Linked DNA regions of Mus musculus: region 2 is linked to region 1. Evidence: chromatin loops called from intact Hi-C (ENCODE). Cell type or tissue: left cerebral cortex. All regions are shown on one strand. Links, peaks and the distances in the headings refer to the core of each region. The heading gives the core; the rest is flanking DNA.

What was found. Peaks named below come from ENCODE experiments on the same cell type or tissue, not always from the same donor. Only the 100,000 strongest peaks of a DNase experiment are listed, where the experiment ranks them.
Region 2: it touches region 1 in a loop (7-fold over the local background); 30 of 42 quality-filtered maps call a loop at or near these places.

Annotation. Positions count from the first base shown.
Region 1 is chr7:16,618,257-16,633,785 of GRCm38, reverse strand. Gm29443 (predicted gene 29443) reads right to left here. Exons shown (of 3, transcript NR_136928.1): 2 at 10,639-10,741; 3 at 1,143-1,419. Gm24708 (a small nuclear RNA gene) reads left to right here and starts at 9,109; the gene lies at 9,109-9,211. In left cerebral cortex, for the core only: CTCF peaks have their summits at 5,291 and 5,491; a DNase peak (open chromatin) is centred at 5,473; H3K4me3 peaks cover 380 bases; H3K27ac peaks cover 334 bases.
Region 2 is chr7:16,685,613-16,701,141 of GRCm38, reverse strand. It overlaps the pseudogene Gm8209. Among named protein-coding and RNA genes, the nearest start is that of Ceacam15, 18 kb to the right of the region's middle. In left cerebral cortex, for the core only: a CTCF peak has its summit at 5,895 (motif pointing right); a DNase peak (open chromatin) is centred at 5,911.

The sequences.
Region 1 (15,529 bases), core at 4,294-6,793:
CGGATGGTCACAGCTATCCCGAACAGGCCCCATCAGGGAAGTTGTTCCCATCGAGTCCTGGGCTGCTCTCTGGAGGCAAGAGACTGGCTTCAGATGTGTGTGGAATTAAGTCTTGAGATGGCATCCTCTCAAAGCCATGCACTGTTACTGAAACCCAGGAACGGAGGAGTATGGCTGAGTCTACGCAGCCATTCTCAACCTATGGGTCACGGCCCCCAAACACCATCGAAAACCACAGCTGTTTACGTTACACTTCATAATCGTGGCAAAATTAGACTTATAAAGTAGCAACCGCCATAATGTCATGGTTGGGGGTCAGCACACCGTGAGGGACAGTATTAAGGGATCGCAGCATTCGGAAGGTCGAGAACCATCGGTAGAGGAGTTCTAGTTTCGGTGCTATATTGGCAATCGACGTGCATTAAGCGGCTGGAGAAACAGAAGCTAAATAACCCAAAGTAACCAGCAAGTGGTGCTGAGCAGGGGAGATCAGCAGGAACAGGCAGGAAAACCCATCAGACAGCGATCTCAGTAAGAGCACTCTGGAATGGTGGCCCTGGTGGGGACAGAGGCACGGTTCGCCCTTGACACCCTCAGCAGCCAGAGAAGTTCCACAAAGCTCGGGACAAACTGGGATTCAAGGCTTCAATATGAATCTTAGGACTGGCTCATAGAATAAAGGCAGTTTGCACATGGGTGTAAGCGTGAAGGCGGAAAAAAGAAAGCCAAGCATGATCCTGGTGAGTGTGGCCTCTTAGAGGAACACAGCCTTTACAAAGGAGAAAATAACATTTTTTTGAGACAGGGTCTTCCTCTTTGTATGTATCTCTGGCTGTCCTAGAATTTGCTATGGAGACCAGGCTAGTCTTGAACTCACAGAGATCTACCTACCTCTTCTGGGACTAAAGGTGTGCACCACCATGCCTGGTTACAAACGGGAAATTTGAATATAGCCCAGAACATCCTTTTTCCCCTCTGCTTTTACCTTAAAACAGGACCAGGACCTGCTATTTCCCCTTGACATAGAATTTAGTAGAAAGTTATTCCTAGAATGATCTTGGCTTTTATTATAGCCTCTAAAGGATTTCAAAATAGGGCTGGCGAGATGGCTCAGCGGCTAAGAGCCCTGACTGGTCTTCCGAAGGTTCTGAGTTCAAATTCCAGCAACCACATGGTGGCTCACAACCACCCATAATGAGATCTGATGCCCTCTTCTGGAGCATCTGAAGACAGCTACACTGTACTTACATATAATAAATAAATCTTTGAAAAAAGAATGTGTACTTTCAATAAATAAGTAGGCGGTCCTTCATCCCCAGGTTAAGAACTGTTCAGGATGGGAGACTGCACCTGCATCCAGGCACACCCGTGATGGTCTGAGAGCGCTTCCTCTCCAACTCTCGCCGGAAGCTGAGTGTTCTGCATCAAAAAAAAAAAAAAAAAAAAAAAAAAAAAGATTTCAAAATAGATTTCTTATTGTATTTAGAATATGCTTTGAACCCATGTGTAGTTTTTCAGAACTCTCATTAATGATCGTGAATTACCAATTTAGATTTTTTTTTGTGGTGGATGTCTTTATTTTTATTTTCTGTGAGTACTTTGCCCAAGTGTGTGTGTACCTGGTGCCTACAGAGGCCAGAAGAGGGCGCCAAAGCCCCAAGATCTGGAGTTGTGGATGATTGTGAGCCACTGGGTGGGTGCTGGGAACTGAACCCTGGTCTTTGTCAATAATAAAAGCGTTCTTAACCACAGAATCAGCTCTCTCCGGCCCCTATAACACCTTTTGTGAATCTTTTAAAATTCTACTAAATAGGCTGGCCATTTGTGACCTTTATATGTGTGTATTTCTGTGTGTGTGTGTGTGTGTGTATGTGTGTGTGTGTGTGTGTGTGTGTTTGTAGAACTTTATGTCAAGTACACAAAACAAACCAATTTAGAGGTAGTAAATGGAGTCTTATAGGTATTTAGGTTTTCCTATTTTTGTTTACACCTCCAGTCTCTCCCATCAGTGCAGCCCTTTCCTCTAAAAACCCTTTCTACACACCTGCTCCTTCTCAGCTTCCCACGATTGTGTTTTATAAGGAGATAAGGGAGGGAGGGGAAGGAATATGTTTGGTGGCGGGGAGGTATGGTGTGGTGGAAGGGGTGCCTCTACAGGTTCATGCCGAGGTATCCCTTCCCCCTGAGGGACCAGCCACACAACGGTATAGTATAGAATAGAGGTTATTCAAGGCATGGGGAGGGGAGTTGAGGGAATATAGACAGAGAAAGGCAGAGAGGGGTGGGGGAGGCTGTGGAGGCATGTGGAGGGAGGAGGGAGGAGAATGGGAAGAGAGGGGTAAGGAGCAAGATGACAGAACTAGAGCAAGAAGGCAAGAGAGAGAAGGGGCCAGGCAGCCCCTTTTATAGTGAATCAGCCACACCTGGCTGAGCCTAGACTAAATGCCTCCACCCTCCAGTCCTATTTTCATAGACCTAAGGAACTAAAGTACACACACTTTTTTTTTAAAGACTTGCAAGTGTCTGGTTCACTTGTAAACACCTCTCCTGGGCCACACTCGATTAATGATGTCTAACAAGATAGGAGGGCTGCCATGTGTAACTAATGTCGAACTTCCTCCAGCTTAGCATATGAGAAAAAAAATGCTCAAAAGCGAGGAGGAGGAGGATGTGGTGGAGCACGCCTTTGATCCCAGCACTAAGGAGGCAGAGACAGCAGGATCTCTGAGAGTTCAAGACCAGCCTGGTCTACAGAGCAAGTTCCAGGACAGCCAGGGCCACACAGGGAAACCCTGTCTCAACAACAAAAAATTGAGGAGGACCTAACCTGGTAGGCACTTGGGCCTCTGATGCCTGTGCCTCATCTGAAACTTACCATCTTTACCATCATGTTTTGCTTCAGAAAAATCAAGTAAAATGTCCCCATATCTGTGGAAGTAGGATGTAGAATGGCTCCAGGTTTTTTGTCTTGACTTTTGTTGTTGTTTTGCTTTCTTAGACCATCTTATCATGTAGCCAAGGCTCTCCTTAAGTTTGCTACACAGCCCAGGCTGGCCTTGGTTCTTCTTCCTCTTCCACCTCTACCTCCTCCTCCTCCTCTTCCTCCTTCTCAAGAGTGCTGGGACCATAGGTTGTGTTACCCTGCCTCCTTCGATATGTTGTTCTTGTTTTGCCTGAGACAGGGTCTCCTTAGGTAGCTTGGAATTTCTGAGCTCCTGCCAGCCAAGGGCCAGGATGCAGCTACTACCGCCATACCTGCACGACATTAACATTTTTAAAGAACACTGGTCAACTTTTTGTTTTGCTTTGCTTTAAATACTCTTCAGTGAGGGCTCATCTAATACTCCTGCATGACTAACCTCATGGTTTGCACATTAGCCAGATCGTGCAGGTCTAGTGCTACACCTTTCCAGTCCAGCATGTTAGGAGCCAAGGGGATAGATGCCCCTCACTTCTGCTCAGGGGAACTTGTAGAGGAGGGAGGGAGGGAAGAAGGGAGGGAGGGAGGGACGGGAGGTCTTCAGGCTCCACCAGAAGAATTAGAATCTATTGTTAAACAAGAACCTTTGGGGGCCAAGATATAGCTCATTGGTTAGAAGCCTGGACCACTCTTGCAGAGGACCTCAGTATAATTCTGAGCACCCACTTCCTTACAGAGACAGAGTGTACTCCATCTCTGCTCAGATCTAACGCCTCTGACCTGCGCTCATGTACACACCCACCCACCCACCTGTACCCACCTGAAGGCACATACACACTACTAAAAAACCAAAACAAAAGACTGAAACTAAAACCAATTAACCAATTAACCTTGAATGGTCTGCAACCACACTGAAGTTTCACAGGCTCTTCTCTAACTTGACTTCCAGCTCTAAATGCAAACACTCACGCCTGTGATTTTACAGGGAGCCAGATGGAATTTACTAACCTGTCAAGTCCAGGTAGGTCTTCGGAAACACTCGTGGTGATGAGCTGCCCCCTAGTGTTCATGCTTGGTAATTACACTTAACCATAATCGGGAGCTGGGGGCGCTGCAGGAATGTGAAGACCCAACTCACAGATGGGATTATAAATTAGTTCTGCACGTCAACTTCAGGGACTGTCAGGGCAACCCAGCCTACATCACTAAGCAACTTCACATCTAAAAGTGAAGTTTATTGGGCTCAGTCATAAAGGCGTCCCCCCACCCCACTGTAATCCTGAGAACATAGTTGGAGGTGCTGGACCCACACAGTGAAAGGAGAGAATGCTCAAAAACTGTCTCCTAACTTTCACTCACATGCAATGGTATGTGGGCGCTCCACCCCCACAATAGATAATAAAGATCACCCAAAAGTGAAGTTTAAATTTATATTATATTTTAATTTATTTTATGTGTGTAAATGTGTGTATTTCTGTGTGGTAAGAATGAAGATCATGAGACAACCTGGGGATATTTCTAAGACTTTTTTTTTTCTGAGACCGTCTCCCATTGGCTAAGAACTTCACTGAGTAAGTTAGGGTACTTGGCCAGCAAGCTCCAAGGGTCCCATTGTCTTCCCATCTCACCAGGGGCACACCACCAAGCCCACAGAAGAATTTACAAAAAAGGAGGCAGAGGAAGAGACCCAAGATATAGGGGGCGTGGACTCAGTCTAACTTCACTTTTAAACAATATTTTTTTTCAGTGTGTGTGTGTGTGTGTGTGTGTGTGTGTGTGTGTGTGTGTGGTGCGCGCGCGCGCGCATGAGTGCAAGCTCCTGCATATAAGTACCAATGTCTCTGGAGGCCAAAGGCTTTGATCCCCTCTTGCTGTAATTCAGGTGATTGTAAGCCACATGATGGCTCACAAACATCCATTAACTCCAGTTTTAGGATATCTGGCACCCTCTTCGGACCCCACTCACAACACATAAAATAAAATAATCTAAAAATAATAATAATAAAAGGTTTCCAGAAAGTCGCCCATTCTCCTACTCAAGAGTCTGCAGTGGTAGATTAAATAGTTCAATGTTTTTCCCTCACATTTCTTACTTTCGTCACCACCAATCCATAGCATAATTGCTTCGTAGATTTGTGTCTCCATACTCTGTCCTTCTATCTCACCGTGCATTTTAAACCTTCCCTCAAAACCAATACCAGAGTGAGATCTTGCCATTCTCTGCAGTGGAGAATCGTCCACACCTTCATCGCAGGTGACCTGGGACTTCCTGTAGGGCAAAGACTGTGAACGGGAGATGCAGGGCATAAGCTGGGTGGTACCCTGAGCATCTTCTGCTGGTTTTATATCCTCGTGGAAAAAAACACAGACATTAAGAAATTAGGTTTTCTACTTCAGGGAACATAAACTAAAATCAGAGAATAAGATGTAAAAATAACCATACAAAGGAAAACAGGTCTAGCAATGGAGGTCGGTGGCAAAGCCTTCATTCCCCAACACAGATGAAGTCTTAGGTTTGCTCTACGTCATTACAAAGAAAACAGGGAAACAGCGCCACCTATGGGAGAATGTGGCTACCCACAGGCTGGGTTATCAGGCTGGGTTGATAATCCACAGTCTGGAATGGGTCTAGGCATCAGATATTTTGGATCCTTCCCACAGGCTGCTGCTGGTCCTGATGGGGATTCTTTGGCGATGAGGAGTGCGGCTTCAGCTAATAGCTCTGAGCTAGGGGTACATTTGAGTTAGCTGTTGATTATGTTCATTGGGCACGAGCCTGTCTTCTGTCCCTGGGGAAAGCAGAGGAACCTACAATAAACTCTGGCTGGTGTATTTTTTAAAAAACTCCCACGTGAAGCATAAAGTGAAAAGATAAGGTATGTTCATTCAGTGAAATGTTATATGGCAATAGAAACAAACAGGGGCCCCTTTCCTTCTTATTCATAAGCCAGCCCAGCCCTTCTGTGACCTCCCTGCCTCGGGCCACCAGACAGGCAGCAATCTGCCCCACCCCACAACACTCACCCTGCTGGCAATGTTGTTGTTTTGGCTTTAGTTTGTTTTGTTTTGTTTTTGTTTTCAGACATGTTCCCATATACTCGAGAAATGCCTAAAACTAGGTTTATTGTGGAGGACTCCCTTGGTGTCCTCATCCTGCTGCCTCAACTTCCCATGTGCTGTGATTACAGGGGTGGACCACAGAAACAAACCAAGTGACCAAATGTTCAATAGGAGGCAAGAGGATTTCCAGGTTCAGTTCAAAGCCAGCCGGACCTACATACGGAGACTCCATGTCAACAATAATAGGAATAGCCAAGGGGGGTGACAGAGGACGTTAATCCCTTTAAGTCCCTGGACTTTAAGCACTCCAGAAGCAGAGATGGGCATCCTTTGAGCTTGAGGCCAGCCTGGTATACATAGCAAGCAAGTTTCAGACTAGCCAGGGCTGCGTAGAGAGACCCTGTCTCAAAACTAAATAAATTAATGATAAAATACATTAATGATAAATTGTGAGCTTGAAATAGAACATAGCCATATACACCTATAATTCCAGCACTGATTACACAGAGGCAAAAGTGTTAGAAGTTCAAGGCCAGCCTTTGTACTTGGAGATACTGTCTAACCAAAAACTATAAAAATGAAAAAATAAAAGTAAATTGTATGCCGCTAATATGACTCATTGGATATGTTGACCAGGCTGGCCTGATATTCACTAAGTAAACCAGGCTACACTTTATAATTTGTGATGATCCTCCTGCCCCTGCCTCCAGAATGCTGGGGTTGAAGGCAAAAAGATCTAAAGAGTTCAAGGTCTTCCTTGATTACAGAGCAAGTATGAGGCCAGTCTGGGATATAGGATACTTTGTCTCAAGTCTGGGATATAGGATACTTTGTCTCAAGTCTAGGATATAGGATACTTTGTCTCAAGTCTGGGATATAGGATGCTTTGTCTCAAGAAATCAAACGGAGGCTGGAGAGATGGCTCATCAGTAAGTGTTGGAATGATACTTTTGTACACTGTGTGAAGGTGTGTGTTTATCCTTCTTTACCTACCTAAGGCACCTCCTGATTGGTTCAAATAAAAAGCCATGGCCTATAGCAAAAGGCAGGATAGTAAGATGGGACACCTGGCAGAGAGAGAGGAACTCTGGGGAGAGAGAGAGAGAGAGAGAGAGAGAGAGAGAGAGAGAGAGAGAGAGAGCCAGAGAGAGAGCCCAGGAATTCACCACCCAGACTCAGAAGTTGGATGTATGAAACTGAGGAGAGGTATTAGCCATGTGACAGACATAGAATAGCATAACCAGGTTAATATAAGTTACGAGCTAGTTGGGGAACAAGCTAAGGTCAAAAGCTTTGCAAAGAAATATAAAGGTCTCTGTCTCTGTCTCTGTCTCTGTCTCTGTCTCTCTCTCTCTCTCTCTCTCTGTTGTTGCCCCAGCGTGTAAGCGCTCAGCTACTGCTCTCCAGCACCATGCCTCCATGTCAGCTGCCATGCTCCCCACCACGATGACCGTGGATTCATCCTCTGTAACTATATGCAAGCCCCCAGTTAAATGCTTTCCTTTCTAAGCTGCCTTGGTCATGGTGCCTCTTCACAGCAACAGAAAAGTAACTAAGGTACAGGTGATACACGGAGTTAGATGCTAGCCTGGGAGTCAAAAGGCAAACATGAAAAAAATATATATCAGGACTAGAGAAATGGCTCAGAGGTTAAGATCACTGGCTGCTCTTCTAGAGGTCCTGAGTTCAATTCCCAGAAACTACATGATAGCTCATAGCTGTCTATAATAAGATCTGATGTCCTCTTCTGGAAGTTGGACATATGAAACTGAGGTTACCAGCCATGTGGCAGACATAGAATAGTATAAACTTAATATAAGTTCCAAGCTAGTTGGGAAACAAGCCAAAGTCTATGGCCTAGGCATTTATTTATAAAACACAAGTCTCCAAGTCATTATCCGGGAACTGGGTGAGGGTAGAAAAGCCCAAGGTTACAAGTAGGAGACAAAAGATTCAGAAGAGCACATCGGAGATGATGTTATTCCAACGGCACATATGGAGATGGGTGGAGATAGGGCAGGGAAGGGAAAGGCTGCTCAACATGACCAGTATGAAAATGCTATCCTGAGTCCCCAAAATCTAGGTGTGGTGGTTCTTGCCTGCAGTGCTCTAAGTCTGAGGAGTCCTGTGAGTTCAAGGCCACTACGGAGTCCCTGTCTCAAAGGAAGAGAGAGAGAGAGAGAGAGAGAGGGAGAGAGAGAGAGAGAGAGAGAGGATGGTGGGGGGTGTGGTGGTGGTGGTGGTCGGTGAGCTCAGTGGTTAAGAATGCTTGTTGCTCTTCCAGGGGCCTAGAGTTTGGTTCCTGGAAACCAGGCTGAGTGGCTCACAATGGCCTGCAACTCTAGGTTCAAGGGCTCTCAGAGCCTCTTCTGGCTTCTGTAGGCACCTGTATTCATGTGCATATGCACACGCACACACATGCATGCACACACACACACACACACAAATAAAATTTTAATTTTAATTTTTTTAAAAAGAAAGAGAGAGCGAGAGGGAGGGAGGAAGGAAGGAAGGAAGGAAGGAAGGAAGGTAGGAAGCTGTTCTTGGAAAGTCCATCATTCTGGGACACCTATCTATCTATCTATCTATCTATCTACCTACCTACCTACCTACCTACCTACCTACCTACCTACCTATTCTTTTGAGACAGGGTTTTTCTGTGTAGTCCTGGATGTCCTGGAACTCACTTTGTAGACCAGTCTGGCCTTGAACTCATGGATCTGCCTACCTCTGCCTCATTATTGCTGGGATTAAAGGTGTGTGCCACCACCTCCCAGTCCTAATGACAGATTCCTAATTCAGATACATTATACACAAATGGTCATGACAGAGACTTGGATCCCGACCCTCTCTACCTTCCCATTCCCACCGCTAGCACTTTACAAGTCAGGCCTACTGCTTAAGAACTGCTCTCAGCATTATCTTCCAAGTCCACACAACAGCTCGCTGAGCTCTGAGCATGCGGTGGCTTTTCCAGCCCAAAGCTTGAAAATCCTCCTCCTTTCTCCTGAAGAACATTCTAAAGCACAAACAGCACATGGTCAGGTCTGCCTGCAGCAACGCCTATCCTCTGTACCAATTTCTATCCTAAAAACAACAACAAAATCACCAGCTAAAAGCAAGCTGGGGTGCTGCTTCGGCAGCACATATACTAAAATTGGAACGATATAGAGATTAGCCTGGCCCCTGAGCAAGGATGACATGCAAATTCATGAAGCGTTCCATATTTTTAAGATTTTGCTGACAGGAGCCTGATATAGCTGTCTCCTGTGAGGCTATACCAGTACCTGGCAAATACAGAAGTGGATGCTCACAGTCATCTATAGGATGGAACACAGGGCCCCCAATGGAGGAGCTAGAGAAAGTACCCAAGGAGCTGAAGGGGTCTGCAGCCCTATAGGAGGAGCAACAATATGAACTAACCAGTACCCCCGGAGCTCGTGTCTCTAGCTGCATATGTAGCAGAGGATGGCCTAGTCGGCCATCAATGGGAGGAGAGGCCCTTGGTCTTGCGGAAGATTCTATGCCCCAGTATAGGGGAAAGCCAGGGCCAGGAAGTGGGAGTGGGTGGGTTGGGGAGCAGGGGGAGTAGGGGGGGGGAATAGGGGATTTTCAGAGAGGAAACTAGGAAAGGGGATAATATTTGAAATGTAAACTAAGAAAATATCTAATTTAAAAAAAAAGGCAAGTTGGGGAGGAAAGGTGTAATTCAGCTTACAGGTCAACTGTTAAAAGGAGGCCAAGGAGGGCCTCAAGGCTAGAGCCTGGACAGAGGGACTAAAGCAGAGACCTTTGAAGAATGCTGCCTACTGGGTTGCTTCCAGGCTCCCAGAAGGCTAGGTTCCTTATATAGCTTAGTCTCCACCCCCATCCCCCAACCCCATCTGGAGTGACACCACCTGCAGTGGCTGAGCCCTCCCACATCAATTAGCAATCAAGATAATGCCCTGCAGACTTGGCCACAGGTCAATCTGATAAGGCATTGCTCAATTGAGGTTACAACCAAGATTAGCCATGGAAAACTGGCCTGCTACTGGTCTAGTCTGTCTACTTGGTGAGAGTTCCAGACCAGCAAAAGACCTTGTCTAACAAACAAAGTAGCAAACTGTTCAGGTTGACTTTGGGGTCTGGAGAGATGGCTCAGTGGTTGGGAACATTGACTGGTCTTCCAGAGAACCTGGGGTTCAATTCCCAGTACCCCTGTGCCAGCTCTAGTTCCAGAGGATCCAACACACCCTTCTGGCCCCTCTAGACAGCAGGCATATACAAGGTGCACAGACATACATTAGGCAAAACACCCAAACACATAAAATAAAAAAAGGGGAAAATGGCCAATAGGAAGTGTTTGAGAAATTCTGGAGCAAGTGAAATTTCCCCTTTCCCCCTCCCTTGCTTCCCTCCCCTCCCCCACCCCTTTTGTTCTCGACAGGGTCTCATGTATCCCAGGCTGACTGGAACTCAATACGTAGTGAAAAATGACTTTGAACTTTTGACCTTCCTGCCAGTAACTCCTAAGGGTCAAGATTAGAGGTGTGGCCCACCAGGACTTCAGGCATGGTAGGCGAGCATTCTATCAAGAAAGTTAGGTCCCCAGCCCTAAAAGTCTTCAATGACTTTGTAAGGGCACATTAATTAGAGCTGAGCATGGTGGTACATGCCTGTAATCCCAGCACGAGGGAGACGGAGTCGAGACAACCAAAGTACAAAGTACAGCTCCATAGTGACTTCAAGCCTGTCCATTCTGAGACTCTTCTCAAGACCCTAAAACAAAACAATGAGTGAGGCAAGTAAGAGAGCTTATCTAGAGAAAGTGCTAGCCACACAAGCCCAGGGACCCGAGTTCAATTCCTGGAACCCCTTCAACAAGGAAACAATTGACTTCCAAGTTGTCCTCTGGCATCTACAGGCATGCCATGGCACCCACCTACACGGACACTTACCTTGAAAGAAGTCAGTTGGAGCACCCATTCTGTAAAACTCCCTTGGGAAGATATATCAAACTTGCTCTTTGAACAGTAACTTCATTCATTAACTTATTCATCGATGTTTCATTGTTTTTTGTAATAGCATCTCATTGCACAGAATGAGCTAACATAGATCTCTCTTCTGTCAAGGATTTAAGTGCATGCGTCTTTTGTTTGCATGTACGTACGTATGTGCACCGTGTACAGTCCTGGCCAGAGGAGGGTATTGGATTCCCTGGAATTGGAGTTAGGGATGGTTGTAAGCCACCATGTAAGTGCTGGGGTGTGGGGCCACCAGACAGAACTGGTAAGGTTGGTGCAGGTTCAAAATCCCCGGTAAATCTCATAATTGAAAATGGCATGCGTTGGAACCAGCTACTGGCCAGGTGCTGCTGTAGTGCCAGGGAAATGTACGTGATCCCCAAAGAACAGATAGGAGCCGATCTGATGGAATCACAGTAGGGCCTTCTTACTTCATTTGAGCTAGCTCCGGCCCCTCGGTGCCCTGCTGTCATGGAGGACGGTTTTTGGTGATGAGGAGCTCCAAGCATCTATCCGGACAAGGCTTTATAGTAAGTAGCAAGGGCTGGGGTGGGCCAGTGAGATAAGTGTGTAAGCATCTAATTGAGAAGTTACTGTGGCCTTTAACATAATTGGCTGGTGCTGGGAGTCATATGATAAATTTAATTTCTGCTTTCCTCTGTTTTCTTGGTCATTAGACAGGGGGCAGGCTTGTAACCTGGGGGTGCTGGTTCGTTGAGGAAATAACCTGGAGATGCTGATCTTGTTGGAGGTTAGCCTAGAGACTCAAGCTAAGCTCGGGTTGTTGGGGGTAACTTGAAAACTAATGCTAGGTACCGGCCTGTTAGTTTGCCCGAGTTTAAACTTAGGCCAGGTTCTCTAAAATGGGAGTCTGAACTTGAAAGATTTGGTCTCTCACTACCTGTCCTGGAACATGAAACCACCACACCCCACCGAGAGGGCCGTGACAATCAGTCACTTAGGGACAACACCTGAAGTCCTTCCCCATGCAAATAAAGCATTCCTAACACCTCAGACTGAGCCAAGGGATCTACCCCTGGATCCCACTCTATCCCCAAATGCTTATTTATAACATCCCTATCAAAATGGTCCCTATCAACATGGAATAAAGTGCATACGTTATTTCACCAAGAATCACCCGAGGGTGGCTGTTTTATTGCGCTGTAACACTCTAGGTAAGAGTTTTTTCTCCCAAAGCATTCATTGCTGGACCTCAGCTCCACTCAGCAGGCCAGGCTTGCTCCACTGGCTGCTGTTTGCTGTTTTAGTGGCTTAGTGGCTCTGGCTCCAGCTTCTGGCTGTCCACAGCAGCTCGTCTGGTTGTCCACAGCTGCCACTAGCACTGAGGCTGCCACAATAATGAAACAGAGCTGGCTGCCTGCCCTGCCTAGGTTTCCCCTCGGAGAGCTGTACTTCTTTGGCCGTTCAGGTCATTCCAGAGCGCCTCGGAACCTTTCCTTCTGGCCTGGCTAGAGATCCTTGTCTTCATTCCATGCATCCTGTCTTCCTGGAGCACCACTGGCATTCCAGCAGCCAGGCAGGCATGCAGCCCGACACTGAGGCCTGAACTCAGGTTCTCTGCCAAAAGCAACAAGTGCTCTAAGACCAAGGAGGCATATCTCTAACCCCTGGTCTGACGAATCTCTTAATCCTGCCTCAGCCTCCTATCCGCTGGAATTATAGGCTTTTATTTTTATATGTGGCAAAGATGATACACTCTTAACAAGAATCTGGCAGCATGACCATGAGAACCAATGTTCTATCCTAACACAGAGTATCAGGGTTGGATCTCACAAACACTTAAGACTCAGAAGGCTGAACTTGTATGACAAAACATTTCCTGGGGAGAGGCAACACACACATCTATCCACCCCACATAGGGATTCATGGGAGACCAAAGTATAGATATACCAAAGTCCAACTTAATGAACCATGAATTTTATTGAAATTACTTACAGGACTATAGGTGAGAGGTTACTTTCAGGAGCAGAAATTTATCATCAAAGCCCACCCCAGCATGGGTGACAGGTCACAAAAGCTGAGACCCTAAAGCACACTGCACAACCTGCAGGCTGCTCAATACATTGGTCTAAACCTCTTCCAAGCACCTCTGCTGGATCCTGCCTCTCCTAGACAGCTGGTCTCTCTCAGTCTTCTTTTAGTACTCTGGGAGAGAGAGACCTAGTGAATCCGGTCAGTTTCAGGGACTTCCTGAAGCTATTTTGTTTCCATTCAGAATGAAATGTTTCAAACTCTGAGGAAACTGCTATACAACAGAGTTATGTGTGAGAGTATTTACAGGCGGATCCATTTACATTTAGTACTTGTGGTGGTTAGAATGAAAATGCCCCCCATAAACCTAAAGGGAATAGCACTACTAGGAGGTGTGGCCTTGTTGGAGTTGGTGTGTCACTGGGGCTGGGCTTAGAGGTCCCTAAAAGCCCAAGCTGGACCCACTGTTTCTCTCTCCCTGCTGTCTGTTGATCCAGATGTAAAACTCTCCAGCATCATGTCTGCCTGCACATCCTTATGTTTCCCACCATGATGGCAATGGACTAAACTTCTGACCTGTAAGCCAGCCCCAACTAAACGTTTTCTTCTTTATGTTGGATGATGATGGCACACACCTTAAATTCCAACAGGCAAAGGCAGGAGGATTTCTGAATTCAAGGCCAGTGTCTGATCTATGGAATGAGTTCTAGGATAGCCAGAGGTACACAATAAAACCCTATCTTAAACAAACAAACAAACAAACAAAGTTTTTATAAGAGTTGCCATGGTGATTAGCATAAGAGTTCTCTCTTAAGAGGCATCTGAGAGATGATCTCACACTGTTCTGTTATTTACAGGCTAGGATGGCTGGACATGTACACCCGTAATCCCACTACTTGAGAGCTTAAGGCAGGAGGATCAGGAGCTGAAGGCCAGTGTTGGCTGCATAGTGAGTCTGAGGTAGCCTTTGCTACAAAATACTCCATCTCAAACAAAATAAAGCTGGGTGGCCAAAACCTGTTAACTCCAGCATCAGCAGAGGCTGAAGCAGGAAGACTGAAAATTCAAGCCTGAAAGAACTGTATAGACTGACCAGCCTAAACAACTTGGTAAAATTCTGCCTGGGGGCGGGGGTGGGGGTGGGGGTGGGGGTGGGGTGGGGGGAGGGACACAAAACAAAAACCTCTCTCATTGGTAGAGAGCTTGCCTTTTACCTGTCCCGCACCAAAAGCAAACAGGCAAACAAGCTGAGATCTGTGCTTTACTCAAATTTACATGAAATTTATTTCATTTTCCCTGCTCTCTTTTGCTTTCTGAGGCAGGATTTCTCTGTTTCCTGTGCTGCCTTTGAGTACCCAGACTATTGCAAGTCAAAGATCAATCTGGCCGCGAATTCTCCCAGTCCTCCTGCCTCTCCCTCTTAAGTGCTGGGATTATGCTAATTTTACAAATTTATAGAAATAGGTTCATCGTGAATCCTTCCAACAAAATTTGGCGTACTGTACACTAGATGTCTTGAGTCCTTCCTGGAGAGCTGTGATTCTGCTGTGATTGCGAGCACCCCTGGCTTCTTGTCCCTTCCTCATCATAGGCTGCCTTTCTGGCCAGTGGAGGAAGGAAGATCATCACTGGCAGTATTCTCCCGCAGCTTTAGCGAGAACCGGCTTTCTCGGCTCCGCGGGTAGACGGCGCTGTAGGATCATCGACCTCTTGGTCAGGATCAGCCCTGGTTCCGACCCTCTCTTTAATTCTCCGGAATAGGGACTGAATACGTCCGAGCATCGCCAATTTTTATGCAAAACTTTTGTGGTCGTGTCAATCCCCCCGCCGCCACCATCCATTTCTGCAATTCGCGTCCAGACCTGAAGCGCGTTTGGTTCCTAGCATTCTGGTGGAAGTGACCTCCAGCTACTCGGGCCTCCAGGGCTATGCTTGGGAAATCTTGATAGAGATCCAACCCAGCAGCCCGGCAGCCCGTTCTTGTCTCTGTCAGCTAATTGTTTAGTCGGATGTTTGTTTATCCTGGAGTGAAGGGGGGCCGGGTGCGCGGGGGTGGCTGCCCCAAGGGAAGCCTGCTTCCTGTCGTTGGCTTACTCAGCTACCATTCGCCTACTTAAGTCCTGGAAAGAATTGCAGAGCTGGGAAGGCCTTGCCGGATGGTGCCTTCACCCAACAACAACAACCAAACACTTCCTGAGCCCTCTCCCTTGTGCTTAGACCTGTTGGTGACATCTATGGTGATTGTGGGAGTGCTAGATCTGCGCTCTTAAGCGATAGGAAAGAATTAAGAGATAGGAATAGCCAGGCTGCGGTTGCAAATGCCTTTTATTCTAGAACTCTAGAGGCAGAGACAGGCAAATCCTCCTCTCTCTCCTCCCCGCCCCTCTCTCTGTGATACCCAGGTTCTTTGGGATACTAGAGGGGCCAGCTCCCTGACCCAGCTTGAGAGACATCTGAAAGCACAAGAGTGAGCAGACAAGGACTTTGCCTTTTTGACTACCATTAGATTGAATGCCAGCTATTCTTTTTGTTTCCTATTTAATTACTCATT
Region 2 (15,529 bases), core at 4,546-7,045, 67 kb before region 1:
CACCAGAGGTAGTGGAAAGGCAAGGCAAAGGGGGATGTAGACCTGCTTAGAAATAGTTTTTTGGGGGTGATTCCGATGTTTGTTGTCAGGATAGCAGCAGTTTAGCTCACATAAATCAGCAGTGGTAGCTTGACCCAGAAGAAACCGAGAGGCTCTTCTAATGGGCTTGAGTCTAAGGCAACAGCAAGAAGCTGGAACACCACCAGAAGTTCTTTGATGCATTTCTCTATGAAGTCACAACAAACAAATCAGCAGCGTGGCGAGATGAACCACACATCAGCGAAGTCCAGTAGAGTGGAAGGCAAACCAACACCACACAATGTCGTCACTGTGTGCTGGGCTGTATTTATATCCTTTCCAAACATCACGTGCTCTCTCAAGTGTCTGCTCTAGCCAACCATCACATGTCCTTTTTCCAGGCAGCTTCCAGAAAAACACCACATGTCTGCTTTAGCAAAACATCCTCTCATAAGACAGTTTCCAGAAAAACATCACATGACAGAGTCTCCAAAGAAACCAGAAGTTTCCACTTCAGAGTGGTCTCCTCTCCTGTAAGCAGGTGTGCCTTGTGCGTGAAGGTTCAGAGGGGGCCTCCGTGGCCATTCCTGCCCTCATCCTTCCTCTGCAGAGATGACTTTGGACCCAGTTCTCATGTCAACTCTGTGAACCCCCTCTTCTGTCCGCTCAGCCTCCTCCTGAGCAGGAGCCTCTCTAGGCTGTAGGTGGGTCTGTGTCCATCAGACTTCTCTGTCCCCTCAGCTTTTCTCTCATTATGTTTCAATCCTCCACACCATGCAGTGAGCAACAAGGCTGATAAACAACTCCATTCCCCGAGAGGACAGCAGTGTACCCCAAGACTCCCCGCTACTGTGTCCTGGCCTTGGGTCTGACAGGCCTTGTTCTCTCTCTATGTCCCGATGACACAGAGAGTCATGTAGGTACTCAGTCTGCCCTGTGTTCTCAGAGCTCTGGAAGGGTAGGATTCATTCCTAGCAAGAAGGTGGCTGTTGTCTGTGAAGGCTAAAAAGGGACCCACCGGGTGATGCTGGGGACAGGGATGGAGCCGTCACTACTTGTGTCACCATTCAGGGCCTTAATTCAGGACATTAGACCTAGAAGTGGTGTGTGAAGAATTTCACATTTGGATTTTCGGGAGGTGACCTGTGTGTCCTAGATAGAGGACTATGGCACATACCCCCTATGAAGGGTTTCAGATTCTTTGAATCCCCGAGTTTGCTGAGCTGGGCCTGGACCATCAGTTAAAATGTACATAGAGCAAGTGATATGGCTGGGTTGGAAGAGCTCGTGTCTAGCATCTCCTGGGTTCCATTCTCAGCACTACATCAACCACAGTGCTGGCACGTGCCAGTAATTCCAGCACTAGGGGGGGTAGAGGCAGGAGGATCAGAAGTTCAAGGACATTTTCCGTTTTTTAGTTGACTGTTTGATTGGTGTTTTGGGACAGAGTTTCTCTGTTCATCCCTGGATGTCCTGGGACTCACTCTGTAGACCAGGCTAGCTTCAAGCTCAGAGATCCACCTGCCTCTGCCTCCTGAGTGCTGGCACTAAAGGCGTGTGCCACCACCGATGGGCTCAAGGTCATCTTCAGATACACTGCAAGTACCTGGTAGAGTGGGCTTTTAAACAACTTGTTGAGTTTTTCATTTCTAGAGTTGTAACCTTCTATATTTAAATTTTTACACACAGCTCCTTTTATCCCTCTTCCATAAGGATGAAAATATGGAAGCATAGAGTATTGAAAACAATGAACTAAGATTTCTATAGTTGGGGGCTGGAGAGATGGCTCATCGCTTAAGAACTCTGGCTACTCTTCTGGAGGTCCTGAGTTCATTTCCTGGTGGCAACCACATGGTGGCTCACAACAAAGGGATCTGATGCCCTCTTCTGGCACACAAGTGTACATGCAGGTAGAGCACTCACTCACTCAAGAGGAGGGTGTGGCTGTTTGACTCCAAGCCTAATGGTTCTCACAGTAACGATGTCAGCCCATCTGAAGTCTTCCTCCACATGTGGCATTCTTCCAAAATGTACTTGATTATTTCATTCACTCTTTAAAACAATGCCATGGGCTGGTGAGATGGCTCAGTGGGTAAGAGCACTGACTGCTCTTCCAAGGGTCATGAGTTCAAATCCCAGCCACCATATGGTGGCTCACAACCACCCATAATGAGATCTGATGCCCTCTTCTGGTGCGTCTGAAGTCAGGTACAGTGTACTTATATATAATAATAACAAATAAATCTTTGGGCCAGAGCAAGCAGGGAGCGAGCAGAGTTGACCGGAGGGAGCAGGTTGACCAGAGTGAGCAGGGTTGACCACAGAGAGCAGAGGTCCTAGAAATTCAATTCCCAGCAACCGCATGAAGGCTCACAACCACCTGTACAACGACAGTGTACTCACATAAAATAAATAAATCTAAAAAAACCCACAATGCCATGAAGTACTGCTTTATAAGATTTATATTTACTATTTTATTTGGTTTTGTTTGTTTGTTTTGCTTTTTTGTTTTTTGAGACAGGGTTTCTCTGTTCAGCCCTGGCTATCCTGGAACTTACTCTGTGGACCAGGCTGGTCTCGAACTCACAGAGAACTGTCTGCCTCTGTATCTCAAGTGCTGGGACTAAAGGCATGCATCACCAGGGCTTGGCTATTTTATTATTATTATTTTATTTTTTAGTTGTATGTGAGTGTGTTCTTTGTGGGTATGCACACGTGAGTGCAGGTGTCCACAGAAGTCTGAGGCGACAGAGTCCCTGGGACTGGATTCACACAGGTCTATACACTGCCTGTCATAGGCAATGGAATGTGAACTCCATTCCTGTATAAGAGCAGATGTGCTTTTAACAGCTGAACCATCGCTCCTGCCCAGAAGAAGATATACTTATAGCCACGTTTGGTTAGGAATCTGGGTGTTAAAGAAGGTAAAAATTGCCGGGCAGTGGTGGCGCACGCCTTTAATCCCAGCACTTGGGAGGCAGAGGCAGGCGGATTTCTGAGTTCGAGGCCAGCCTGGTCTACAAAGTGAGTTCCAGGACAGCCAGAGCTACACAGAGAAACCCTGTCTCTAAAAACAAAAACAAAAACAAAAACAAACAAACAAAAAATCACCAACGATATCGAGAAACTCTAATTATATTAAGTTTATAAGTTAAAGAGCAATATTACTAACAATGGAAGTGAAATTTGAGACCTTACTGTCCATTCTTCAGAATACTAAGAATTCAATTTCTATGTGCACACTGGAGTGACTTCGGTAAAACAGATTCCTACATGCCCAGAACTGACAGAGATAGTAGTATTGGGGTTCAGGGTTAGCTACCCAAACCATTCTGATATCAGTCTTAGTCAGATATCGATGTTTATTGAACACACACTCAAAGACTGATTAATCAAGGACGCAGCCAGGAGCTGGAAACCAAGCATCCACGACAGGGGTGGTGTCAGGGTCAGCTTTTATATGGGAAAACCCAGGAACGGTGCATTTGCAGTCTTTGCAACATTTAGACTATGTAGACAAAACAGTGCTTTGTAACCTTTAGGGTGATTGGCTGGATGTAGAGGCAGGGAGGAGAGGGAATCTCCAGAGTCCAAAAGGCCCCGTTACAAAGTATAACATGACCTCATAGTTAGGGCAGAAACAGTAGGTCAGGTTAAAGTCATGAGCTACAAGATGAAGGTTGAGGCAACGAGGCAGATCTATTGTCAGGTTTTAACATTTAACATTGGCACAAAAAGACACAAAACTGATGCAGTACATAACACATAACTGAATCAATCAAGACATCTGACAAAAGTGAACCGTCTTTTAATGATGATCACAGACAAACTATGGATAGACGCCGACGCCAGCGCAGTTGGAGAACTCATGGAAACACACATGGAAAGGCACAGCCAAATCAGCACTCAGGTTTAGTAGCAAGGTTTGGAAATGGACAATGGTGATGGTCACACAATAACATGACTGTACTTCACGCCCCAACTTCACAATGGTTAATGTGAGAAATGATATGTTTCTATTGTGGGACTGAAATGGCCCAGAGTTACCTAGGAAGGGTCGAGGAAGCTCCAGTCCCGGATACCTCCCCCTCCTGATTGGGCGCCATAAAGTCCCCTCTCCCCCATTAACCCTAGCTGGAATGTATTACTGATAGTTCTCAGTCTTCACTCCTTGTTTGACCTTATAAGGTTCCCCACTCCACCTTATAGCCCTTGAGTATGTAGATGGAGCATCTTTCAACATCCCTGCCTTAGCCGTGGTACATGGCTCCACAAGCCTTGCCTCAGAGACCCCGGCCACCTCCGGAGGGGGCATAAATGCCCCTTTCCTAACCAATCCCCATATATGCACCGACCCAGACTGACTAAGCTTCCTTCCATTCAGGCTAGCCCAGGGCGCAATGGGCCTACCTACCCCGAGGGGAGAAGCAGACATAAGACGCCATAGGGTGTTCTAAAATATTGGACACCAGCCAAACAACCAAACAACCAACTAACCCAGTTAATTGCCAGGTGATAGTGACTCACACCTTTAATCCCAGCACGAGAGGCAGAGGCAGTTGAATCTCTGTGAGTTCCAGATCAGCCAGAGCTACACAGAGAAATGCTGTCTCAAGAAACAACAACAACAAAACAAAATCTGGGATTGGGTGAAATGGCTCAGCTGTTAAGAGCACTGCCTGCTCTTCCAGAGGTTCTGAGTTCAATTCCCAGCAACCACATGATGGCTCACAACCATCTGTAATGGGATCTGATGCCCTCTTCTGGTGTGTCTGAAGACAGCAACAGTGTACTCACATACATAAAATAAATAAATCTTAAGCAAATGAAAAGTAACAACAAAAAAAACTCAGTTATTTAGTGCAAGCTGACACAGTAAAAGCTGGTCTTAGAAGAGAAATTCAACCCAGCAGGGCTTTTGTGTGCCATAGATTTTTCCATCTGTGGATAAAACAAGCTTCAGACCAGACTGCTCAGAATATATTATGTGTTATGAAATATATTTTGGAAGGGGGGGTGGTACCTGGCTGGCCCATGCCCAGGCAACCCCCGAGAAATCACACCATGCAACAGACCTGGTATAAAGGAAGGTTTTTTTTTTTTTTTTTTTTTTTTTTTTTTTGGGAAGGGAAGGGAGGAGTGAGGGCCTGGAGAACGGATGGGGCAGACAGATGGAAGCAGAGACATGAGAGCAGAGAAGGGGGACAGAGAAGGACAGAAAGGGGTAAAGAGAGAGTGGCTGGGAACATGTGGGAACAGGGAGAGAGAAAAAGAAAGTACTGGGATGGCGAGCAATCCTTTTAAAAGCCACTGTCACCTGGTAATGGCAGGTAATGGGGGCAGATGATGATGTAAGCCATTGTTACGTCCCTGGGAAGAGCATACTAGAATCGTCTGTAAGCTAACATTTTGGCCCAGTGAAACATGTCCACTTCAATGGCCTATCATTCCAGCTTCTCATGGGCGACTGGCGTTCAGGTAGCAAAAACAATTCAACTTGTGAGAGGATATGTTCAGCTATACAAAACAATTCACCGTTTTTTGTTTATTTGTTTTTAAGTAGAGTCTCAATCTGTAGCCCTGACCGACCTGGGATTCACAGAGATCCATATGCCTCTGTACCCAAGTGCAGGGAAGAAAGGATGTGCACCACCATGTCCAGCTCACAGAAAGTTGAGGGTCTCAGAAATCAGTTCCCGTGAATTCTGAGAGTTCAATATGTTTGATTCAGGTCCTATGTGCTCTTAACTACGTCAAAATTCTGTTTACTATATTGATGACCTTTTTAAAAATATTATTTTATTTTATTTATTACTTTTAGTTAATGCGTTTGCATGTTCTGCTAGCATGTATTTTACTGTGTGTGTCTAGCTCCAGAAGAGGCCAAAAGAGGGCGCTGGACCCCCAGGAACTGGAATTAAGAGCTGTGATGAACCACCATGTAGGTGGAAGAACAGCAGGTATGCTTTTTGTTTTGTTTTGTGTTGTTTTGTTTTGAGACAGTATTTCTTTGTGTAAGAGCCCTAGCTGTCCTGGAACTCTCTGGACCAGGCTAGTCTCAAATTCACAGAGACCCATCTGCCTCTACCTCCCAAGTGCTTGGACTAAAGGTGTGCACCACCACTCCTGGCTCCTTGTTTTGTTCTTTTAAGACAGAGTGTCACTGTGCAACCTGGCTTGTCCTGTCCTCAGCTTTTTCTTGCTTCAGGTTTTCTGCTGGGTCAATAGGCATTTATGAAAACTGGCTGTCTGGCTTTGTGTCTTAGTTGTTCATTTTCTCACAGTAATTTTTCTCCACTTTGCATACAACTCTCTCTCTCTCTCTCTCCCTCTCTCTCTCTCTCTCTCTCTCTCACACACACACACACACACACACACACACACAATGCAGGGGGTGGCTTACTAATCACAGGTAGGAGGACTAGGAGACTCTTTTTGGAACTAAAGTGATGGGACTTCCCACTGATTCTCCCCCATGACACTGTCTATACTGGAGCCTTAGGGTTCTATTGCTGTGAACAGATACCATGACCAAGGCAACTCTTATAAAGGAAAACATTTAGTTGGTACTGGCTTACAGGCTCAGAGATTCAGTCCATTGTCATCACAGCGACGTGTAGACAGACATAGTGCTGGAGGAGGAGCTGAGAGTTTTCTACATCTTGATCTGAAGAATTGTGGATCCGTGGAATTGTGTCACTTCCTCCAACAAGACCACACCCACTCTGTAAATGGCCACAGGTGACCTGTAAGGATGGTTCCCTACTCTCTTGACCCAGAAAACCCCACAAAATCATGCAAACCAAGAGGTTCAAACCTTCATGTTCACTTTAAGAACACGTGGGAAACTACCCAGGCCATCAAGGGTTTGCATATCCACAAAGCCACCAAGTATCTGAAGGATGTCACTTTAAAGAAGCAATGTGTGCCATTCTGGCGGTATAATGGTAGAGTTGGTAGATGCACCCAGGCCAAACAATGGGGCTGGATACAGGGACAGTGGTCATAAAAGAGTGCTGAATTTTTGCTGCACGTGCTTAAAAATGCAGAAAAATGCTGAACTTAAGGGTTTAGATGTGGATTCTCTAGTCATTGAACACATTCAGGTGAACAAGGCAGCTAAGATGCGCCGACGAACCTACAGAGCTCATGGCCGGATTAACCCATATATGAGCCCCCCCTGCCACATTGAGATGATCCTCACTGAGAAGGAACAGATTGTTCCAAAGCCAGAAGAGGAGGCTGCACAGAAGAAAAAGATATCCCAGAAGAAACTGAAGAAACAAAAACTCATGGCCCGGGGATAAATTCAGCATAAAATAAATGCAGATAAAGTTTAAAAAAAAAAAGAACACACCTACTCCAACACTCCAACAAGGCTACACTCCCTAATAGAGCTACTTCCTGTAGGCCATTGGGGGCCATTTTATTTAAACTACCACACTGAGCCTGTTTTTGGTTTTGTTTGTTTGTTTTGTGTGAGGCACTGTCATCCTTTCATTGATAGCCAGACTGTAGTTATTGCTGATACATTGCATGGAGATTCCAGTGTCAAATGACATTCACATCAGAGTCACAGAGCCTTGTTCATGGACTGTGGTGTCTGTAACTTGGAGGAAGGGCTGTAGTTTGCAGGCTCTGTAAAGAGATAGAGGAGGGAACCAAAAGACAGTAGTTTGAAGTGGGAAATTCTGGTTTTGTTGGAGACTCAGTTGTGTCGTGTGATAGTTTTCTGGAAACTGTCTTTGACCGGTTGGTTTACTGAAGTGAGGACACTTGAGAGGATGTTTTGCTGAGAACAGACACATGGTGTTTTTCTGGAGGTTGTCTGGAATAAGGGCATGGAATAATAAGCATGTGGATGCTTGGGAGGATGCCTGATGTCTGGAAAGGGTATAAATACAACTCAGCAGGCAGTGGACACTGCCCTTGCATTGGTTCGCCTTGCTTTCTTCTTTGATCTTTGCTTGTCATGACGTCATAGAAAGAAATGCACCAAAGAACTGCTGGTGTTATTCCAGCTGCTTCTTGTCACCTCTTCGGACTGATGCCAACTGATAGAGCCTCGAGGTTTCTTCTGGATCAAGCTGCTCTTACTGCTTCGTGTTTGGTGTTTGTCGAATGGACTGGACTGCTGCTGCTGATTCATGTTTGGTGTTTTGCTAGTAGACTGGATGCTGACAACCAAGACTGGAATCACACCAAAGAGCGATTTCTAAGCAGGTCCACAACCCCAGTTTTCTATTAACCTTTTTTTTTTTCTCCAACCTCTGGTGGGTGGTGGGCTAAAGGGAGGTTGAAGTGTTAGAAAATCATAATTAAAGTAGGTTTTGAAAAATCAAAGCCTACGGTAGTTCATCTTCAGAGATCTCACCAGCCCCTCTCTGCTTCCCAGGCACCTAATAAGGCCTTTGGGGTAGAGGAGTCATGGCTGAGGCTGTAGACAGACAGCTTCTGTTTGGATCTGCCATTCATAACTTCTGTGATTGAGCCTGGGCTATTGTCTTTTATGTATCTGTTTCCATAAAACAGAACACATGGTAGATGACCATTGCTATGTCAGTAAGGAGACCTTTGACTTGACCTTGGAACAAGAGAGCTTCTCAGATCAGCAGAGAAACCCCTGGGTTGGACCTCTAAGGAGAAGCACCTGACAAGAGGACATCTCTCCCTTATCCCTTTCCTTGAGGACCATGTCTTCCTGTGACATCTTACAACCCAGCAGAACATGTCCTGAGTATCTGTCCAGCTTTGATCTCCATGCCAAGACTCAGAAGGAGCTGTCCAGATGATCTTGGCTAACTACTGTGGAGCACTGACTCGTTCCTGTGTCTGTGAGACTTGGACAAACAGTAAACCATGCTCCCAGGCAGCAGCAGCAGGAAGTCACACCTCAACCCTGGAGAAAAGCTCCCAAAGCCATCTGAGAGGAGATTGGGACAGAGGTCTGGGCCAGGGTTTCCTGGTGCTTGCCTCGCTGTGAGGATCCTGTGCCTTCCTCAGCCATGCCCTGCCTGACTCCCCCAGCATCTTACTCAGAGCCATGTTCATGATGAAACCAGCTGACATCCTCGGTCTGGCACATGCCTGCTCTCCCTAGGTTAGGTGAGGGATTCTGATCTATTGCAGTTTATCTCCACAATACTTGTCCTGCCCTAAGCCCCCAATCTACCATGTGAGGACAAATCCAGTGGTGACCCAGGCCACTCTTGACACATGTATATACAGTAGTATCAGTGCCACCAACCTCCAGAGGATACAGAGTCTCTCACTGGGTTCATGGAGATTCATATGTATATTTTTTCATTTGTAAAACACATATGGAAGGTTCATAGAATGCAGTATCCATGCTCCTCCTGAGTGATCTTCTAGTCACCCAGCAAAGACCCATTGGTGTCCTCTGTATGAACGCCCCAACCTTCTTGTGACATGTGGCATCATTCAAAGATCTTAGCTGGAAGTGGTGGCTTGTACCAGGGAAAGGCTCCAAGGTTCTCTGGCAGATTATGAACAAGGAAAAGAACATTTTCTCCCATAGCAGCTTTCGGGACACTACATCATTGCTGTTCTATGCAGTGGCAGGCATGCTCCAGTAGATTAAAAGTGGGGCTGCAATGTAAGAGAGAGAAAGCCAACAATAGATGGGAAGATGGGGGCCTCTGTCCTAAGCAGGCATGTTTGTCTCTCAGTCTAGCAGGACTGGTGAGGGGGGGCCTGTCCTACTTGGTAGATAAAAGCAAGATGGCCTCCATGTCCTCAGTTCCCCCAGTGTGTCATTTCCTCTGCGAGGAGCTCTCTCCTCAGACGTCTCCATGGCTCACCCCCATTGTCCTCAGATCTCCACTCACAGTCATGGTGTTTGGGAAGATTCTGTCACTGACTGAATCTTCCAGACTCCCCGTGTCTTCAGTTTCTAACCTTTAAAAAATAATAAATAAATACCAACAGGAACAAAAAGCAGTTTCCTCTGCAGTTCCAATCACCCCTCATTGAACCACCCAGCTGCCCTGTCAGGCTGTCTTCCAGGCCACTAGACGTAGATCACTGTGAGTACAGGGCTAGGTTGATCCTTTGGGGAGGTTGACTGCCTGCCAAAGACTTAAAATCCAATGGAGGGATAAATGGGTGAGTGTCTCAGGTCGACGGGAATCTGCAGGCTACTTATAAACATCTCAAGTTTGGTGCTAATGAGAGTGTTTGGTATCCCTGGTTGGTTTAAATATATGTATATATTTATATTCTCTCTCTCTCTCTCTCTCTCTCTCTCTCTCTCTCTCTCTCTCTCTCTCTCTCTTTCTCTCTCTGTTTATCTGGATCAGGCACATACCATCCTGTCCTTCCCATGTGCCCTGGTGGCACAGAGATCCATGTGGACCCCTAGACTGATCTGTGTCCTCAATGCTATGGGAAGGTGGCATTTACTCCCAGCAGAAGGGTGACAGACACAAAGCATGGAGCAACTTGAGAATTGGACTGGTCCGTTATAACTGGAGTCACCAGTCAGGGTTATGGTCCAGGGCAGAGTCCAAGGGACGGCTGTGTCTGCTGTTTTTTGTTTTTGTTTTTCTCATAATTATATTTTACTACTATACGCTGAACATTTTTTAATAAAAAAGTAATATTTGCATAATATTCAGAAAAGTCTCAGACATAAAACTCAAACAGGTTTAAATAACTCTGGGTATGTTAGGTTTAAAAAATTTTTTTTATAATACACTTCTTCTGTTTTTGTTTGCTTGTTTGTTTGTTGCTCCCAGCTTTTTTTAAAAATTAGGTATTTTCTTCATTTACATTTCAAATGCTATCCAGAAAGTCCCCCAGACCCTCCCTCCCCACTCTCCTACCCACCCACTCCCACTTCTTGGCCCTGGCGTTTCCCTGTACTGAGGCATATAAAGTTTGTAAGACCAAGGGGCCTCTCTTCCCAATGATGGCCGACTAGGCCATCTTCTGATACATATGCCGCTAGAGACACGATGTGTCTGGGTTTTACATTCAGGGTTTAAAGAAGAGGACACTTACTCCTGGAAGAGGACTGTGGCTCCATCTTACTACGGAAGGTTTCTAGGAGGCACTCTAACTCCCCATGTTGGCTGAGCTGGGCATGCAGTCAGCCCATGCCCTCCCTCCCCTATCCAGGAAGCCATTCCCTTGTGGTCGCCCTGTCTTTACTCATGGAAGATGCCAGCAGAGAAGGAACTGCACAGGTCCCGGGAACATCACTGTGCTGAGGTATAGGAAGAAGCCAGGAGGTCACACAGACTCGTGGAAGGGGCCTCTTAGTCATCTGAGACAGGGATGGCAGCCAGGCTGCAAGGTAAATTGCTAGCTCGGGCAAATACTTTTCTGAGTGTTGATTGTGTCCTGATCCTCCCCCGGGTGAACATTGAGGAAACTGCAGGCATATCTGGGAGCTGCCATTTAGTTGAGAGAATAAAACGGGCTGAATTCCCTAGGACCTGTGTCTCCTGTTCCTTCACTTGGGAAACCAGAATGACCTGTGACATCTCATACACCCACCAGGATAGTTGTTTAAGATCCTAGGCACCTGTCCAGCTATGATCTCCATGCTGAGTCTCAGAAGGAAATGTCTTGGTGACTCACACTAAACGTGGCTGTCCTTGCAGTACACAGCTGGTTCCACATCCTATGAAGACTTCAGCACCAAATAAAGCCTTGTTTCCTCTAAGCTCTAACAGGAAGTCAATACCCACCTCGGAGAGAATCTAACCAGGGTCATCTGGGGTCCAGCATGGAGCAAGCTGTGCAGCCAGGGCTTCCTGGAGGATGTCACGTCTTCCTCAGCCAGACCCTGGCTCCACCTGGTGGTCTTGGATTTAGTTTCTCCTGCAGGGTGGAGTCGGGTGAACGGTTGAAATCCACTGCAGTTTGTAGGATTGTATTTTTCAAAACCTACTTTTAATAATGGTTTTTAAATGCTTTAACCTCCCTTCTAGCCCACTATCCACCAGAGGTAGTGGAAAGGAAAGGTTAGTAGGGTAAAGGGAAAGTGAACCTGTTTAGAAACAGTCTTTCGGTAGAATTCAGTCTGCATTGTTAGGATGTCAGAAGCTCAGTTCACATCAGCAGCAGTAGCTTGATTCACTTGCAAACACCATTCATGAATGAGCAATGGGAGTTTATTTAACCCAGAAGAGACCTCGAGGCTCTGCCAATTGGCCCAAGTCTGAGGAACTGGCAAGAAGCCACTGGAACATCACCAGAAGTTCTTTGGTGGCTTCTTTCTATGAAGTCACTACAAAAGATGACCAGCAAAGAGTGGCAAGGCGAACCAATACCACACAGCATCATCCACTGTCTGTTGGGTTATATTCATACCCTTTCCAAACATCATGTGTTCTCTCAGTGTCTACTCTAGCAAAGAATCTCATGCCCTCAGTCCAGGCAGCATCCAGAAATACACCATGTGCCTGCTTCAGCAAAAACATTCTCTCAGCCAGGCGTGGTGGCACAACTTTAATCCCAGCACTTGGGAGGCAGAGGCAGGTGAATTTCTGAGTTCGAGCCTAGCCTGGTCTACAAAGTGAGTTCCAGGACAGCCAGGGCTACACGGAGGAACCCTGTCTCAAAAACAAAAACAAAAACAAAACAAAAACAAACAAAAAACCAAAAAATAACAACAACAACAGCAAAAAGAAATTAAAAACCATTCTCTCATAAGACAGTTTCCAGAAAAATATTACATGACACAACTGAGTCTCCAAAAAAACCCTGAAATTTCCACTTCAGCAGTTTGTCTCTGCCATGTGTGTACTGCACTAAATGCTCAAACACCCATATGGGGATGCAATACAGAAGGAGATAGACACAGGTCAGGCATGACTGTATTGAGTGTATATACTGGAATTAATTCATCCAGCACCCAGATGTCATGGAGAATCACTTACTGTGCACATGGCTGAACTGATATGCATCAGCTTGTTTTCAGCATAGTACCTAAACTTCATAGTGTGTGGAATCCATTGTGGTTTAGGGTGCTGTTCTATAGTGACGGGGATCTTCTGGAGTATGCTGTTCTCTCTACCTCTGGGGTTAGGCTCCAGCCTACAGAAATCAATGGCAATTACAAATCACCCATGTTTGTGGCAGATGCCTGCAGTGACCCCTTTGTACCAGGACAAAACTTGAGAATTCTCTGGGGGATTAGGGACACAGAGGAAATATTACCTCCTCAACAATGTGGGAGACACTGATTGGTGGCAATTCTACAGAAGTAAAAAGAATCCACGGGCTGGTGAGATAGCTCAGTGGGTAAGAGCACCCGACTGCTCTTCCGAAGGTCAGGAGTTCAAATCCCAGCAACCACATGGTGGCTCACAACCATCCGTAACAAGATCTGACTCCCTCTTCTGGAGTGTCTGAAGACAGCTACAGTGTACTTACATATAATCAATAAATAAATCTTAAAAAAAAAAAAAGAATCCAACAGGCTGAACACATGACTAGAAATGAGAAAATCATCAAATGTTAGTCTTGGGTGGAAAGATGGAGCCCTGTGTCCTGAACAGGTGTGCACTGAACTAGCCTGGGAGCTCGGTGTTCATCTTACTAGATGAAGGAAGCAACATGGCCTCCATCCTCTGGTTGCCCCTGAATCTGTCACTTCCCCTATATGAACTCTCTCCTTGGGACTCTGTGTGACTCACCACTCACTGCTCTGAGATCCATGCTGACTCTCACAGTCCTTGGAGGGGGTGCAGCCTTCCCTGGCTCTTCCTCTCCAGACCCTAGCCCTTGACTTTCTCTCTTCTAATCTCTGTTCTCCTGTGGTTCCAATAAACCCCTGGCTTCACTTCTAAATGTCCTTGATGGTGTTACAGCCCATTAGATCTAGGGCTTTGTAATTCCTGGTTGTCAACTTGACTATCTCTAGAATGAACTACAATCCAGAATTGGAGGGCTCACCTGTGATCCAGATCTTGATGCTGGAAGACACAAGTTTCTGACCTGGATCTTGGCATGGATTTCTTGAGGCATAATGGCCATGAAAAGTTTAGGCCCAGTCAAGGTAGCACATGCCTTTAATCCCTGGAGACTGAGGCAAGCAGATCTCTGAGTTCAAGGTCAGCCTTGAACTCATAAGGACACTGGAAGAAGGAAGATTCACTTTTTTTGCCACTTGCATTTATTTTCCAGCACATCTGTTGGAATCTACTTCTAGAGAAGACCAGCGGAAACAACTAGCCTTGTGAGATTGAGCAACTACTAGATTCTTGGACTTCCGATTAACAGCCGATCATTGTTGGGTTAGTAGGACTACAGACTGTAAGTCATTACAATAAATTCCCTCAATATAGAGAGGCATTCCATAAATTCTGTGACTCTAGAGAATGTTGAATAATACAGAAATTGGTACCAGGAGTGGTTCTAGAGGAGCAGAAGTGTAAGGATGAATCTTTTAAGGATCTGGAATTGGCTTAATAATTCACCAGCACCTTCAGCTACTGAATTTCTCCAGATACTCTCTCACCTGGGAGCTCTGAGAATATTGAAGGCCCGTGGTGGAAACTATATTTCAAACTTAAAGAAGGTAATGATTTGATTATCTTGATCCATCAGTTGTAACTGGCAATGAATACTTGACCCAGTATGCAAATTTTTCTACAGTTTAGAAGAAAAGAAGAAAAATTATTTTGCTGACTCTTAGTATCTCTTAGTATCTATCTCTGGACAAAATGATGAAGGAAAAGAATGAGCTGTATGCTAAAATTGAATGGCTTCAGATGCCAGTAAACAATCTAAAGGTTTCTAAGTGTGCCCTTGAAGAGAATCTTCTCTCCAGCAGCCATAGAGCTTGAGTTGCTGGAAATCAAACTGAAGCCCTCATTATAAGGTTGGCTGAATCACAGCAAAAATTCAAGTTTGAGCCTCAGAGGATGTCGGCAGTTAAAGTAAAGACATTAATTGGCAGAAATGGGATCCTATAACTTGGGATGTGGATGTGTGGGAGGACCCTGTTGAAGCTGAGAACTTTAAATCTTCAGATTCTCAAGGGTTTACCTCAACTGAGGAAGTAGTACCCTCAGCCCCATCCCTTGAAATAATGCCTCTTTCACATCAGGAAATCAATCTCTCAGAGTCTGAAGAAAATGCCAAGCAAGACAATACTGACCTTCCTCAAGGCCCACTAATAGTTACTTCTAGACCTATAATCAGACTCAAGGCCAAGCAGGCCCTTAGAGGGGAGGTAGAAAGTGTAGTCCATGGGGAAATGCGCTACATTACTCAGGAGCTTAATGAGTTTTCTAATTCATTCAAGCAGAAGTCTAGGGAATATGTGTGGGAGTGGATTTTAAGGGTGTGGGATAATGGTGGAAGGAACATAAAACTAAAGCAGGCTGAGTTTATTGACATGGGTGCTCTGAATGTAGATTCTAGGTTTAGTAACAGTTAAAAATGTATCAGAGGGCTGGTGAGATGGCTCAGTGGGTAAGAGCACCCGACTACTCTTCCAAAGGTCTGAAGTTCAAATCCCAGCAACCACATGGTG